Regions from separate parts of the Homo sapiens genome. Here all the other regions are linked to region 4. The links are chromatin contacts, found by Hi-C or POLR2A ChIA-PET in ENCODE. All regions are on one chromosome and are shown on one strand. The core of a region is the stretch at or near the end of the contact, and the rest is flanking DNA. Distances in the headings are between cores, read along the strand shown.

Evidence for each region. Hi-C counts contacts between places; a loop is a spot of excess contacts on that map. ChIA-PET counts read pairs that join two places held with the same protein, here RNA polymerase II (POLR2A). Pooled maps may share reads with other maps.
Region 1: a map of heart left ventricle shows a loop between it and region 4 (2.6-fold over the local background). The contact joins the promoter of CCKBR here to the promoter of CAVIN3 in region 4. A Hi-C loop is called at or near these places in 52 of 168 maps with a recorded cell type or tissue (CD4-positive, alpha-beta memory T cell, CD8-positive, alpha-beta T cell, Caco-2 and 36 more), 31 of 37 single-sample maps with no recorded cell type and 45 of 50 pooled maps. POLR2A ChIA-PET finds 5 or more read pairs at or near these places in 12 of 52 experiments (A549, AG04449, AG04450 and 7 more).
Region 2: a map of left ventricle myocardium inferior shows a loop between it and region 4 (9-fold over the local background). The contact joins the enhancer-like site here to the promoter of CAVIN3 in region 4. A Hi-C loop is called at or near these places in 48 of 168 maps with a recorded cell type or tissue (CD4-positive, alpha-beta T cell, Caco-2, Calu3 and 26 more), 17 of 37 single-sample maps with no recorded cell type and 40 of 50 pooled maps. POLR2A ChIA-PET finds 5 or more read pairs at or near these places in 21 of 52 experiments (A549, AG04449, AG04450 and 14 more).
Region 3: a pooled map shows a loop between it and region 4 (3-fold over the local background). The contact joins the enhancer-like site here to the promoter of CAVIN3 in region 4. A Hi-C loop is called at or near these places in 11 of 168 maps with a recorded cell type or tissue (CD4-positive, alpha-beta T cell, Caco-2, Right ventricle myocardium inferior and 7 more) and 15 of 50 pooled maps. POLR2A ChIA-PET finds 5 or more read pairs at or near these places in 12 of 52 experiments (A673, AG04450, BJ and 7 more).

Annotation. Positions count from the first base shown.
Region 1 is chr11:6,258,158-6,261,155 of GRCh38, forward strand. It overlaps CCKBR (cholecystokinin B receptor), which reads left to right and starts at 1,681. Exons shown (of 5, transcript NM_176875.4): 1 at 1,681-1,922. The coding sequence starts at 1,772.
Region 2 is chr11:6,355,196-6,358,665 of GRCh38, forward strand. No RefSeq gene overlaps it. Among named protein-coding and RNA genes, the nearest start is that of SMPD1, 34 kb to the right of the region's middle. Within about 2 kb of position 2,201, at least 11 of the 41 ENCODE cell types and tissues checked have a DNase peak (open chromatin) inside an H3K27ac peak, as active enhancers do; they include adrenal gland, ascending aorta, heart right ventricle and 5 more, where a contact is called at or near this core.
Region 3 is chr11:6,376,476-6,379,728 of GRCh38, forward strand. No RefSeq gene overlaps it. Among named protein-coding and RNA genes, the nearest start is that of SMPD1, 12 kb to the right of the region's middle. Within about 2 kb of position 1,881, at least 4 of the 41 ENCODE cell types and tissues checked have a DNase peak (open chromatin) inside an H3K27ac peak, as active enhancers do; they include CD4-positive, alpha-beta T cell, where a contact is called at or near this core.
Region 4 is chr11:6,319,251-6,322,610 of GRCh38, forward strand. It overlaps CAVIN3 (caveolae associated protein 3), which reads right to left and starts at 1,251. Exons shown (of 2, transcript NM_145040.3): 1 at 843-1,251; 2 at 1-314. The coding sequence starts at 1,226. It overlaps LOC101927825 (a long non-coding RNA gene), which reads left to right. Exons shown (of 7, transcript XR_930998.4): 1 at 1-447. RefSeq lists enhancers at 1-664, 1,208-1,257, 1,468-1,827, 1,838-1,897, 1,928-2,017.

The sequences.
Region 1 (2,998 bases), core at 431-2,930, 61 kb before region 4:
ATTTCTATTTTCACTCCCCTCTCCCTTACATCCTTTGCTCCCTTCCCTCCTCATCGTACTGTCATCCAATGTGGGAAAACTTGAGCAGGTTATCTGAGGCCCCACCTGTGCTGGAGCGGAACAAATAGCAAATCAAGCTCCTCTGGTCCAGGCTCTCTGATGGGCAAGACAGGCAGTACCAGGAGGAAGGAAAGGGGGAGCAGTTGATGACATCTCAGGCATAAACTGTCTTTCAACTCTCTTTCAATGCTTCAGCCCCTATAAACTCAGGGCTGGCTGAACCAGGTCCTCTCCAAAAGATTAATTGGATAAGGGCCTGCTGAATCCCCCATAAAGCCAGACTCCATTCTCTAATTTGCTCTTCCACTGATGCCCGCCCCCAACCTCTTACAGCTACTGCTGGGGGTCAGAAGAATTTCACATCGTATTGGAGTTCATCCGGAATCTGAAGAATGGATAGGAATCTGGAGATAGGAATCTGGAGATAGGAATCTGGGGAAGAAAAGGAATGGATAGGAGAATGCATAGGGAGCAGGGCTGAAATAGTAGAAGAGGCAAATCCTGCCCCGAGAAGCTGAACCCAGTTCAGTCCTGCACCCTTCAGCCCTGTTCCCGCTGCACCGCAGTGACCCAGTCCCCTTCTAGCCCCCTCTCGTGGGAACCTGACACCCTACACAGGCAGCTCTGCCTGCACTGAGAGCAAACAGGGAGCGTTAGCGTGTCGGGTGGGCGTGGGCGCTGCCTGGAGACGGTGGAGAAAGCCAACCTTCTCCTTCTCTTTTGCCTGCGCTGGGCCGGCGTTAGAATTATATCCCATCCTCACCTTACTCTGGTTTATCCTTGTCAGTGCTTGCCACCACCCCCAACTGCCCTCAACACTCAAGTCAGAAGCTTCCTCCCGGGAGCCCTTTTCCCTGGCAAGGCTTCCCTGGAGCCAAATCTCGGCCCCGGCCCCACCCCCACTCCCGCCCAGCTGTGGAGGGCTCCTTGGGACCCTTAAGTGCAAGCCTGAGTGTTAAGCCTCAGACAGGAGATGGAGGGTGCGGAGACAGATGCAGGAGCTACCCCAGGCCCGCAGCGAGGAGCTGCAGGGAACTACGGTAGCAATAGTGTCACGGTCACTGCGGCCACTGCAACACAGTACGGTAAATGCGGCTCTAGGCTCAGACTAAAGCATCCGCGCCTCAGCAGGTGACGCACGCAGACCTGGTCTCCAACGCCACCTCCACGTTCCCTGATACACCAGAGAAAGATGCTGGATCCGTGGCAGCCGTCTCTACCCAACCCCTCCTACCCTCCCTTCCCCGAAACCTCCCCCTACGCTGCCAATACTCTTGTCTTCAATCTCTCTCTCTCTCTCTCTCTCTCTCTCTCTCTCTCTCTCTCTCTCTCATTCCTGGGAATCGGGGGTGGGGGCGGGTGATAAAGAGAGGTGGGCAGGAGAGAAATCTCTAAGAGGAGACGGGACACATCTAGGGAGGGGGCGAGCCTGGAGGACAGTCGCACAGGGAGGGGCAGAACTCCCGAGCCAGGGAGGGGGTGCACAGTCACCTGGCGGGACAGAGGCTGGCGGAGGGACGGGAACCCAGGCGGGGCGAGCCGCGGGAGAGTGGAGGGCAGGCGCCTGGGCTGGGGGCGGGGACCAGGCGGGGCAGGGGGCAGGGAGAGGAGGGCGGCGGGAGCCTGAGCCGGAATCGCAGCGTGAGCAGGTGGAGCCGCGTTGGGAGCCCGCCGGGTCGAGCTGAGTAAGGCGGCGGGCTCGGCGGGGGCCATGGAGCTGCTAAAGCTGAACCGGAGCGTGCAGGGAACCGGACCCGGGCCGGGGGCTTCCCTGTGCCGCCCGGGGGCGCCTCTCCTCAACAGCAGCAGTGTGGGCAACCTCAGCTGCGAGCCCCCTCGCATTCGCGGAGCCGGGACACGAGGTGGGTGCCTCCCTCAGCCCCCCCCACAAGCTATTTCTCACTGTACCCCAGAACACTAATAGAGTCCCCCCAACGAGCTCCACACTACCTTCTCAAACGTCCACACCGTGCCTCTCATAGTACTCCCTCAGCCCCCAAACAGCTCCCCTCACACCTTCACCCCCACAGCCTACAACTTCATCACAGCTTCACACCACCTGGTCGGAACTCCTTCACATCCTGGTCCCCTGAATACACCTAGAGCCCCTGCTCACCCCAAAGCACAGCCCCTTCCCCAACACGCAGCCCCTCCTAGACACCAGTCAGAAGGCGAGGACCTCCTCTTGCCAACCCTGCAGATCTCCTTTTCCCTCTTACATCCAGTTCACAGAGCCACAACAGAGAAGGGAAGGAAGAAAGGAAGGCAGGACTGGGAAAAGAAGGGGGCTGGTTGAGGGAGGGAGCACTCTGGAAAGCTTGAATGCGAAGCTGAAGTTGTGATCACATCTGACACCCCAGCCCCCAGCCATCCCAAAAAAGATCCTCAAATCTGAATTAGGCTGGACACTAGGGGATGCTCCTTAGAGCTGCCTGCCTCCATTTCACTCCTTCTCAAACCCCTCTGCCTCCCTAGTTGGAGCTTTCGAGGCTCTGTGCCCTCTCTCTTTGTCTGCAAGTAATGTCTCCAGCTATCTTCCAAGCTCTCTCTCCAGCCCTAGGCTAGGTGCTGGGGGCACAGGGCAAACTAGACCCAGTCTGGACCCTCATGGCCCATAGCCAAGTGCAGAGAGAAACCAAGCAAATGGAAAAATCACAGACACAATGGAAGTCCCATGAAAGGGTCTAAACTGTGGGCACCAAAAGAACTTCACAGAGGCTAGAACCTTAGAGCTGGGTCTTGAAGTTGAGTAGGCAGAAAAGGAAGGAGTGGGATTCTAGGTGAAGGAGCAATGTTAAGCAGAAGGAAATTTTTCTAAACTCAAAAAGGGAAAGTTGGAATAAATTGTAATCCAAGTATTTATTTACCCCACGAAATAATCTATGCTTTCTCAGCCGAGTTGTTACACACTCACACTTGGATTCTGTCATTCAGCCAA
Region 2 (3,470 bases), core at 951-3,450, 37 kb after region 4:
GAGCCATTTTTTCCTCTGTTTTAACTCATGCTGGGCTCCCTGCATTTGAGCTGCCCATGGAGTTCCTTTAAACATTAACCACTGTTCTTGTTTGCCAGCTGCCCCTAAGGCCTGTTTTTCCATCTACAAACAGAACCTTCAGCATTAAGGCCTTTTTTCAGAAGAAAAACCAAAACCATCCCATTAATCAAAAGCATAACAAGTCAGCCATTCAGTCAATGCATTCATTATTCATTCATTCATTCATTCATTCATTCATTCTTACCACACATCCTTATTGAGCTCCCCTGCGTATTGAGCCTTGTGCAAGGTATTGGGGAAACAACAGTGTATAAAATAGAATTCATCACTTTGGGAGGCCAAGGTGGGTAGCTCACGGGGTCAGGAGTTCAAGACCAGCCTGGCTAAGATGGTGAAACCCCGTCTCTACTAAAAATACAAAAAATTAGCTGGGCATGGTGGCGGACGCCTGTAATCCCAGTTACTCAGGAGGCTGAGGCAGAGAATTGCTTGAACCCAGGAAGCAGAGGTTGCAGTGAGCCGAGATCGTGCCACTGCACTCAAGCCTGGGCAACAGAGTGAGACTCTGTCTCAAAAAAAAAAAAATATATATATATATATAATTTATATATATATATAATTTATATATATAATTTATATATATATAATTCATATATATATAATTTATATATAATTCATATATATATAATTTATATATATAATTCATATATATATAATTTATATATATAATTCATATATATATATGAATTATATATATAATTCATATATATATAATTTATATATATATAATTCATATATATATATAAAATTCATGTCCTTGTGAAACTCACCTCCAATTAGGAGACACAGCTGTTAGACAAACTGTATGATTATTTATTTAATAGAAAATGTGATACATAGCCGGGCGTGGTGGCTTATGCCTGTAATCCCAGCACTTTGGGAGGCCAAGGCAGATGGATCACCTGAGGTCAGGAATTAGAGACCAGCCTGACCAACAAGGTGAAACCCCATCTCTAGTAAAAATACAAAAAAAAAAAAATTAGCTGGTCGTGGTGGCACGTGCCTGTAGTCCGAGCTACTCAGGAGGCTGAGACAGGAGAATTGCTCGAACCCGGGAGACGGAGGTTGTGGTGAGCCGAGATCGTGCCACTGCACTCCAGCCTGGGCTATCGAGCAAGACACCGTCTCAAAAAAAAAAAAGAAAGAAGGAAAATGTGATATATACTACAAAGGAGATGGACTTAATATTTGTTTAGGCCTGCGCTACATGCTCTGGGTGCTATAAAATAAGTGGATAAGGGATAAATCTACTGTCAAATATTCAAAATCGATGTGGAGAGCCAACCCAGAGGTCCTGCTAGGGAGGGGAGAGTTAAAAGAAACCTCTCAGTCTCCAGTTCTTGAGAATATCTCAAAGACTCTTGAGGACTGGAAAAAAACAGAAGTGTTGAGTAAAGACGTCCAGAAAACAGGGCCAAGGTGTCAGGGGTGACATATTGGACTAGCACCAACAGGTCAAACAAGAAGGCAAACTGTGTTTATAAAATGTTGCAGAGTGCTGCTGGTGGGCTGGCCAGAGATTGGAAGACAGGAAAGGCAGAATTTCTTCGAGTCAGAGCAAGGGGCATACAGGCTTCACGGCAAAGTGGATTTGTTCACTCATTTGTTTAATCATTACCTCTTGATTAATGTTAGGCACTGTGCTGGATGCTAAAGATACAGTAATTAACAGAAAAGTTTATTTGTGAAAACAGACATGTAAACAGATACACAATAAGCCCCAATAACTGCTATTAAAAATACATGCATGAGGCTTAACAGTGACACACTAAGTTACCCCTATAATAATGTCCCCATCACTAACTGGGGAGAAGAGGGAGTGGCATCACAGCCAGCTCTCAGGAATTGCTTCTCCAAAACCTTTGCTACACGTGCACCCAGCAGTGGTAGGAAGATTGCTAACACACCAATTGTCATGTCATTTTCAAGTCATCGTATTGCATTGAAATGTAATAGTTATTTTTGCCATTGGCTTTGATTTCCTTCCAAAATTCTTCCAGGGTTTCGATAAAATTGGGTTTAACCTTTGAGAGTGCGTATGAATATGGTTGTCATCCATTGTGTGTGGGTGGTGGAGAAAAGATTGAGAATGGCCGCCGTGCACGGCTGAGGATGAGTCACAATCTTTAGACCAGAAAGGGAGCTGAGTGGGAGGCCTGGCAGGAGAGAGTCGCAAGTATGAATCGGGGCTTTTGGCCCTGAGGCAATAATGATGTCACGCCATCTCTCCAATGTGGCCTCCCAGTGAGATGTCCTGATCTAGCCAGGCCTGGAACCTAGTGGAGAGGCGCCAGAAAGCCCAGTGCCAGGGTCTCCTTATTGTGTGATCCAAAACCTGTGCTTTGGAAATTTGACGTAGGTGAGCTATTTATATTTTATATGTTCTCTTCCTCTCTGTTCTGCAGAAAAAACTTCATAAAATGCCATCTATATCTGTACTTTCTTCATTGAATATGTATTGCTTGTTTAATTTTTTAAAGATATGGATTCAAAGTAATACAGTATAAAGAAAAGACCCTAAAATGAAAATGCCAGTTCAAACTGTGTTCAGACGAATTAAAGTTTTGTTCACATTCCTGGGAAAGCTGTAAAAAAGGAACAGCCCAACTCCAATTAGGAGTTGGGGACAAGGCTGGGCAAGCAGTTAGTTTTGAAGTCAGAAAACTCTCAGACTGCTGAGGAAAGAGGTGGGGATAGGCGTGGGAATTTCAGAGCCCTTGCCCTGCTCCCCCTGCCGCAGAATTCTCCTTCCAGAACTCCCCTGTGCCAGACTTTCCTAAGTTCCACAGTGGTATGCTTCCATGAGTAAAGTTGTTTCCATTACTGACAGATTATGGTGACCCAAGAGACATTTAGAATCCAGTTCTAGGCCTCAGAAGCTCTGTAAAGTCAGGGGACACAGGAGAGGCCAGTAGGCAGGGAATGCCACACAAATGTGAGCATCTCTTCCTTCCATCTCTTTAAAGTCTATCTTCAAGAACAAGCCCACACTCTACCTCCCTTGTGAAATTCTCCCTGACTCTTTGGCCACCACTGGCCTCTCCTTCCTGGAGTTCTTTAATTATGAAGATTAAGCACCATTTTATGTCTTTCTTCTTCTGGAAAATCATCTGATCATGTATTTTGCCTGCCTATCAGTGCCTCAGTGTATTCTTTTAAAGTCAGTTTATGGGAGTTCTTGGTGCAGCTAACTGCAAATATTTCCCTAGTTTATTTGCCTTTTTTATTTTGCTTAACTTTTATTTTTTGAGATGCTAAAGTTTAAAATACTTCTATAGCCGAGTCAGTTAATCTTTTCCTTTGTGATCACTTCTACTGCTTCTAAGATGGAAACATTACTTCCTTCCAGAGATTTGATAAACATTTTGGTGTTTCTGGGAATTTTTTTA
Region 3 (3,253 bases), core at 631-3,130, 58 kb after region 4:
TAGAGATGATGGCTGGAGCATGAGCCACAAGGTGAAAGCCACATTTTGGGGATGGTGAGCAAGATCAAAGCAGCCTGGTTTCCTGCTCATCATATCGTTGTCATGCAAGTCCTGGATGGGCTATGTCTATGTGAGGGAGGAATAAATGCCGACCTCCTTTAAAGCTGCTGTTATTTTCAGTTTTTTGTCACTGATGACATAACTTAATATTAACTAGGAGAGGGCCAGGTGAGGTGGCTCACGCCTGTAATCTCAGCACTTTGGGAGGCCGAGGCAGGTGGATCACCTGAGGTCAGGAGTTTGAGACCAGTCTGGCCAATATGGTGAAACCCCATCTCTACTAAAAATACAAAAATCAGCCAGGCGTAGTGGTGCGTGCCTGTAGTCCCAGCTACTCAGAAGGCTGAGGCAGGAGAATCGCTTGAGCCTGGGTGGCAGAGGTTGCAGTGAGCCGAGATTATGGCACTGTACTCCAGCCTGGGTGACAGAGCGAAACTCCATCTCAAAAAAAAAAAAAAAAAAAAAAATTAACTAAGAGAAGGGGAATAGCTAATATAATCAGATCCCTGAGAGATAGAACAATATAAAAGTATCAGCCCTTTGTAAGAGGGATGCTTCATCTGCTGGGAACTGGGCTCAACTACTTGCTAGCTGTGTGATCTTAGGCAAGCTATGTAACTTCTCTGCACCTGTATTTCATCATCTGTAAAATATTAGGATATAACAGAGGGGGAAAGGGAGAGGATGGGTACAGATGCAAGCAGGGTTTTAATTTGTTGTAACAAAGACAAGGGAATGTCTCTCTGGATGGCTTCTAAATTATCTGTAAAATAGAAGGCAAAATCAGTAAGAGTGGGTGGTGTGAGGACAGAGGATGCAGAGATATGAAAAGATCTACAAAGCAATGAAAAAGTTAGAAAAAGTAGAAAAAGAGCAAGCTCACTAGAGAAACACGGAAAAATTGCCAGGCAGCACTGAGGGACCATGTGAGTCTGGGGATCATGAATTTATCATTATATCACTTTTTCTTTTTTTCTTTTCTTTTTTTTTTTGAGACGGAGTCGCGCTCTGTCGCCCAGGCTGGAGTGCAGTGGCTCGATCTCGGCTCACTGCAAGCTCCGCCTCCTGAGTTCACGCCATTCTCCTGCCTCAGCCTCCTGAGTAGCTGGGACCACAGGCGCCCACCACCACGCCTGGCTAATATTTTGTATTTTTAGTAGAGATGGGGTTTCGCCGTGTTAGCCAGGATGGTCTCGATCCCCTGACATCGTGATCCACCCGCCTTGGCCTCCCAAAGCGCTGGGATTACAGGCGTGAGCCACCGCGCCCGGCCTTATATCACTTTTTCTAGCTATAGAATTTGCTGTAACAATTTCAGCTACTCTGGTTCAGAAGAAGAAAATGAAAGTAATTGGGATCATTTGAGACTGGAGTTCAGCCAGATGAAAATGACAGAGGAGAGGGGAACACAGGAGCTGAGCATATCTGCAAAGGAATTACTATAATGTTAGATTATAAAGTATTATTTTAAACAGACAGGAAGCCAGGAGCAGGTGGGTAAACAGAGAGAAAAGGAAGATAGACTGGATGCATTGATGAAGTCAGAGAGCTATTGCATTGGGGGTGGTGCCCATCCACCACACCACCCATGCACTCATGTGCACACAAATGTGCATGCACAACCATATATATTGGTTTCCTAGTTCAATTTCTGTTTGGAAGCTGAAAAATATCCTCCCAAGGATTAGCTTCTTCAGAGAATAGAGATGGTAAAGAAAAAAAAATGTAAAACTGTCTAGGTTTCAGGACTAGATTTCACCCTTGTTCAGCCTACCCAAGTACAGGGCTGAGACACTTCCTTCCACATTACACTCCCCTTCCTGTGTGTCAAAGATCTGACTGCTTCAGTGGAGCTTACAAGTATCCTGAGTCGTTTTAAGTGAATGTCCACATGAGACAGTGTGGTTGGAGTGTGGCAATATCTCAGGACACAGAGAGGTGACCTTCATCCTATATAAGATGTAGGTAGCTGCGGATGGAAAGCCTTCTCCCAGGAACGACTGGAAGATCATCTGTCAACACTGGTGACATTGGGTGCTCACGTGACTGTTGACAGGAGGTCTGCAGGGGACAGCTTCTATGTTGCTTCCTCATGCTGGCTGATGGGGTGAGGCAAGTATGTTATTCTTGCCCCTATCCTCTCCTGAGCTGGAGTCTTCTGTAGGGCAGGGCTTTTCCTACTAACAGGTATATCCCCAGCTTCTTGGTCTGGGCCTGACACAGAACAGTGTGTGTGTTGGCGGCGGTGGGTGGGAATAAATGGATGATTTCCTGACAATAGATGGAGCTAAGTTATTGTCATTAAGTAAATACTCCCTACGTCTTCCACAGGGCGGGGTGGCGAAGGGCAGTTTTTAACATTTAACTTTTCCTTCAGCCTCCACCTCACTGTAACCATAGATTTCCTCTCTCCTGTCAATGGACAGTGTGGATAAGGCATGGAAAACTGGGGAGAGTTATCAGCTAGACCTCATTAAATCAATGATAGTCAATACAGATACAGCATCTACTATGTATAAGGTGGTAGATTCTGTATAGTTGGTAATGAAATATAAGATGCAACTTTAAAAGTTTGCATCAGATACTAAAAGTCTTCCTCTGTCACATCTATTAATCTAAGTACTGTCTCATTGTAACTTCACAACCTTATATTATCTATTATCTTCATGTCACACAGAAAGAAATTGAAGCTCAAAAAGTGATGTGCTTTGTCCAGGTCACACAACTAATAAGTGGCAGAACAAAGATTCTAATCCAGATAGCTTGAATTTAAATTGCAGCCCCTACTATTGGGGGTTCTACATACACTGCGTTGGAATTGCCTGTCAAGAAAAATTTCTTCTGGATTTGAGCTCTTAAAGGTATAGATTACTAGCTTTCCAGTAATCCCTAAAATTTCCACAAGAGGGAGACCTTTCCCCATCAGTGCTGGGCTGCTGTCTGGAATTTCGAATTCAATTTGCAGTTTCACAGACAGCTCAAGAATTGGCTGGCCACTTGAACAGAATTTGTATAGGTTTCCTTTTTTTTTATTTTTAATTTTTTTTGAGACAGAGTTTCACTCTTGTTGCCCAGGCTGGAGTGCAATGGTCTGATCTCAGCTTACTGCAACCTCCGCCTCCCAAGTTCAAGCAATTCTCCTGCCTCAGCCTCCGGAGTAGCTGGGATTACAGGCATGCACCACCACGCCCGG
Region 4 (3,360 bases), core at 1-2,500:
TCCAGCGTGGGCTCCAGCGCAGGCTGGGCTTCCGGCTGGGCTTCAGCGCTCCGGCCAGGCCCAAGGCGAGGCGGCTTGACCGGGGTGGGCGGTGGCGCTGCAGGGCCTTTCCGGCCCGAAAGGGCCCTTCGGAGGCTCTGTACCTTCTGCAATCCGGTGCGCCGCAGCCGCTGGGCCCTGGACTCCACCGGCTCCTCGTCCGAGCTCTCTCCAACTTCGGCCTCCAGCTGCTCTGGGCCCAGCTCGGACTGGTCCGCCGGGCCCAAGGGCTCTGGTGCCTTCTGGAAAGCGCTGGCTGGGACTTCACCCTCCTCCTGCATGTGACGGACACAGCACTGATCCTGGCAGCTCCTTACCCCCAGCAGCCCGAAACTCACTCCTTAATTACACAAGGGAAACCTTTTACCTCCGCAGCCAGAGTCTGGGGGGAAAGGCAGGCGTGGGAAGGTAAGGGGAGGGAAAGCTGCGTGCGAACTGCAAAACGCTGTAAAGTAGGTGAGGCCTGGTGAGGGGCGAGAAGAGGATAGTGCCCGCAGTCACGGAATGCCCTTTCAACCACCGTTATTTTAGGGATTGGCTGGGACTCAGACCAAATTCTGCGGACGTGGCCTGAGCTAGAGCTGGGCGGGCTTGGATTGGCCAGGCGGGGCTCAGGCGTGAGAGGGAGGGATGGGGCTGGGTCTTGGGAAGTGGGTGCGGCTCTGTGAGTCTGTTCCACAGCAACAGACGGCGGGAGGGGTCAGGAATGTGGGTGTGGTAGGTGGATGGAAGCGGGGAGCCCCCAGCTGGTGGCCCACAGGCCGGCAAAGGCCTCGGATTGGGGACCGTTTGAGGTCACTGACCTTGAAGAGCAGAACGTGGAGCTTCCCGCGCGCCACCAGCAGCCCGTGGTTGGCCTCCAGCCGCTGCACCTGGGCTGCGCGGCGCACCGCGCGCTCTTGGGCGGCGTTGGCGTGCGAGCTCACGCGCTCCGCCTTGGCCAGCAGCTGCGCCAAGGTGTTGCTGGTGGTGTCGTGGCTGCGACTCAGAGCGCCCAGGCCGCTCTGGATGCGGCGCACGGACCCTGCCAGGCCTCCCTGCCTTCGAGCCAGGCCTCCCTGCCGCTCCCGCAGAGTCTCCAGCATGGAGGCCAGCTTCTCCAGCAGGGTCACCACCGTCACGGCGTGCACGGGACCCCCCGCCGGCGCCTCGGGCACAGGCCCCCGCTCCAACGCACTCTCCCTCATGATCCCTGACCGCTCTGCTCCGTCTGCCTGCAACTGCTGGCCGCACTACGGTCAGGGGCCTCCTTTCCCTGGCTCCTCCCCAGCTCCAGCTGTGACTCAGGCAGGCGGAGTTGGCCTTCTGGGGCGGCGGGAGGGCGCGAGGGCGTGGGGATGTTGGCAGCGGGGTCTCTTGAAAGCGTTTCGCCTTCCGCTGTCCCGCGCCGGGGGCCTGCTGGGAAGCCTGTTGGCCCCAAATCGGCCCCCTGCAAACCCTCTCACTCTGAGTTTGAGTTACCCTCCTCCGCTCCAATTCCCTGGTGTGCCTGTTTCAGTTCTCCACTGCAAAGGGCGAGTCACGGAAATTTTTATTTCATGCATCTTAGTGGGCGCAGAGACTGTGTTGGCACGGCAAAGAGATAACCAGAGGGGCCTCCGTCGCCGTCCACTTTCGGCCTCCCACACCAGTGAAGATTGCCCCCAGGCTGGATGCAGGCGACAGGGAGGCCCTGGAACATTCTGCTTACAGATCGCGAACTGTCAAGGCCCGAGGCCCCGCTTTGTGACTTGGACAGGCTGCTCATTGTGGGCTGGCGGGCGGGGCATCCTCTGGTGTTTTCCTAATAGTCATCTCCAGGGTTTAGCCTCAGGCTTCGTTTCCTGCTTCTTTATTTCGTCCTCTTGGGTAGCATTATCTGGTTTCTTTTCTCTAGTTTTCTGCCCTCTCTTTCTTTGGGTTTCACTGGTAAATCTCAGCCGCCCCGGCCCCAGCACCCAAGCTTGGAGGATAAGCAGGACACCTTCACCTCTTTTAAAATCCTTAAAAGCGTTAGACTAGGCACTGGTCTTTGCTTTGATAGAGGTTACTTGGGCTCCTGCCTGACTTTTTTTGCTTGTTTGTTTGTTTCTTGTGTTCTGTGGAACTGCGGAGAGTAAAGATTTGAAATTGCTGCTGCAGAGAGGGAGAGAGTGGGCATGGAGGATCCAGTTAATGATGTGGATTGTGAATTTCTAATGTCAGCAGTTCGAAACATCCCATGCCTTAGCCGGGCGCGGTGGCTCATGCTTGTAATCCCACCACTTTGGGAGGCCGAGGGGGGAGGATCACGTGAGGCAGGGAGTTCCAGACCAGCCTGGGCAACATGGCAAAACCCCGTCTCTACTAAAAATACAAAAATTAGCAGGGCGTTGTGACACACGCCTGTAATCCCAGCTACTCGGGAGGGCTGAGGCAGAAGAATCGTTTGAACCTGGGAGGCAGAGAATGCAGTAAACCAAGATTGCTCCACTGCACTACAGCCTGGAGGACAGAGCAAGACTCCATCTCAAAAAAAAAAGAAAAGAAAAAAGAAAATCCCGTGCCTTGTTTGTAGCAATACTTGGCAAACCGTCTCACAAATGCAAGTAATCCATTAATCCTGATGATCTCTCTCCCTCTTCCTCTTCTCACTGAACCTGTGAGGGCCACTTGTTGACAACTGTGGAAGAAACTTGTGTCACTCTGGAAATAGTTACATGGGCCTGAAGTGCCACAGACGTGGGCAGCTAATGCCAGAAATCTGGTGATGCTAAGCTGATGGCTGATTTCTACAAATACAAGGCCATAAGCCTGACCCCTGCTGCTTAATACAAGAGAAAATAAGCTCTCTTGGGAATCTGGTGGGAATCACCATCTCTTCCAGTGAAACTACATTTACCCAGAGAGATCCATCAGGGATGTACCAGTTAAAATGCTTTCAGACTGAGGGAACAAAAACTCAATTCAAACAGTACTTAGTAACAGGAAACTCAATTCAAACATAATTGAAAAAGAGGATTGGTAGAGTGGTGATTAAGTGTGAGTCATTCACAGCTCCAAATCTGGTTTTCTACAGTTCTCTCCACTGCTCAACTATGAGCCCCATCCCGCACCTCTCACACTCCCCCATGTCCCCCACACACCCCCTACCCATGTGTATGTGCCCACATACGCACAGGTGTCAGCTTCATTCCAGGCCTCACAACTCTGCACAAGATCTTAAAAAAAAAAGGGGACCATCTTAAAATTTAGGACATTTATTTCCCAGAAGCCTCCCAGAATTTTTACACTTGCCTTCCACTGGGTTACATGGCTTTTCCAAATCCAAATTCTATGGCTACAAAAATGACATGCATTGAT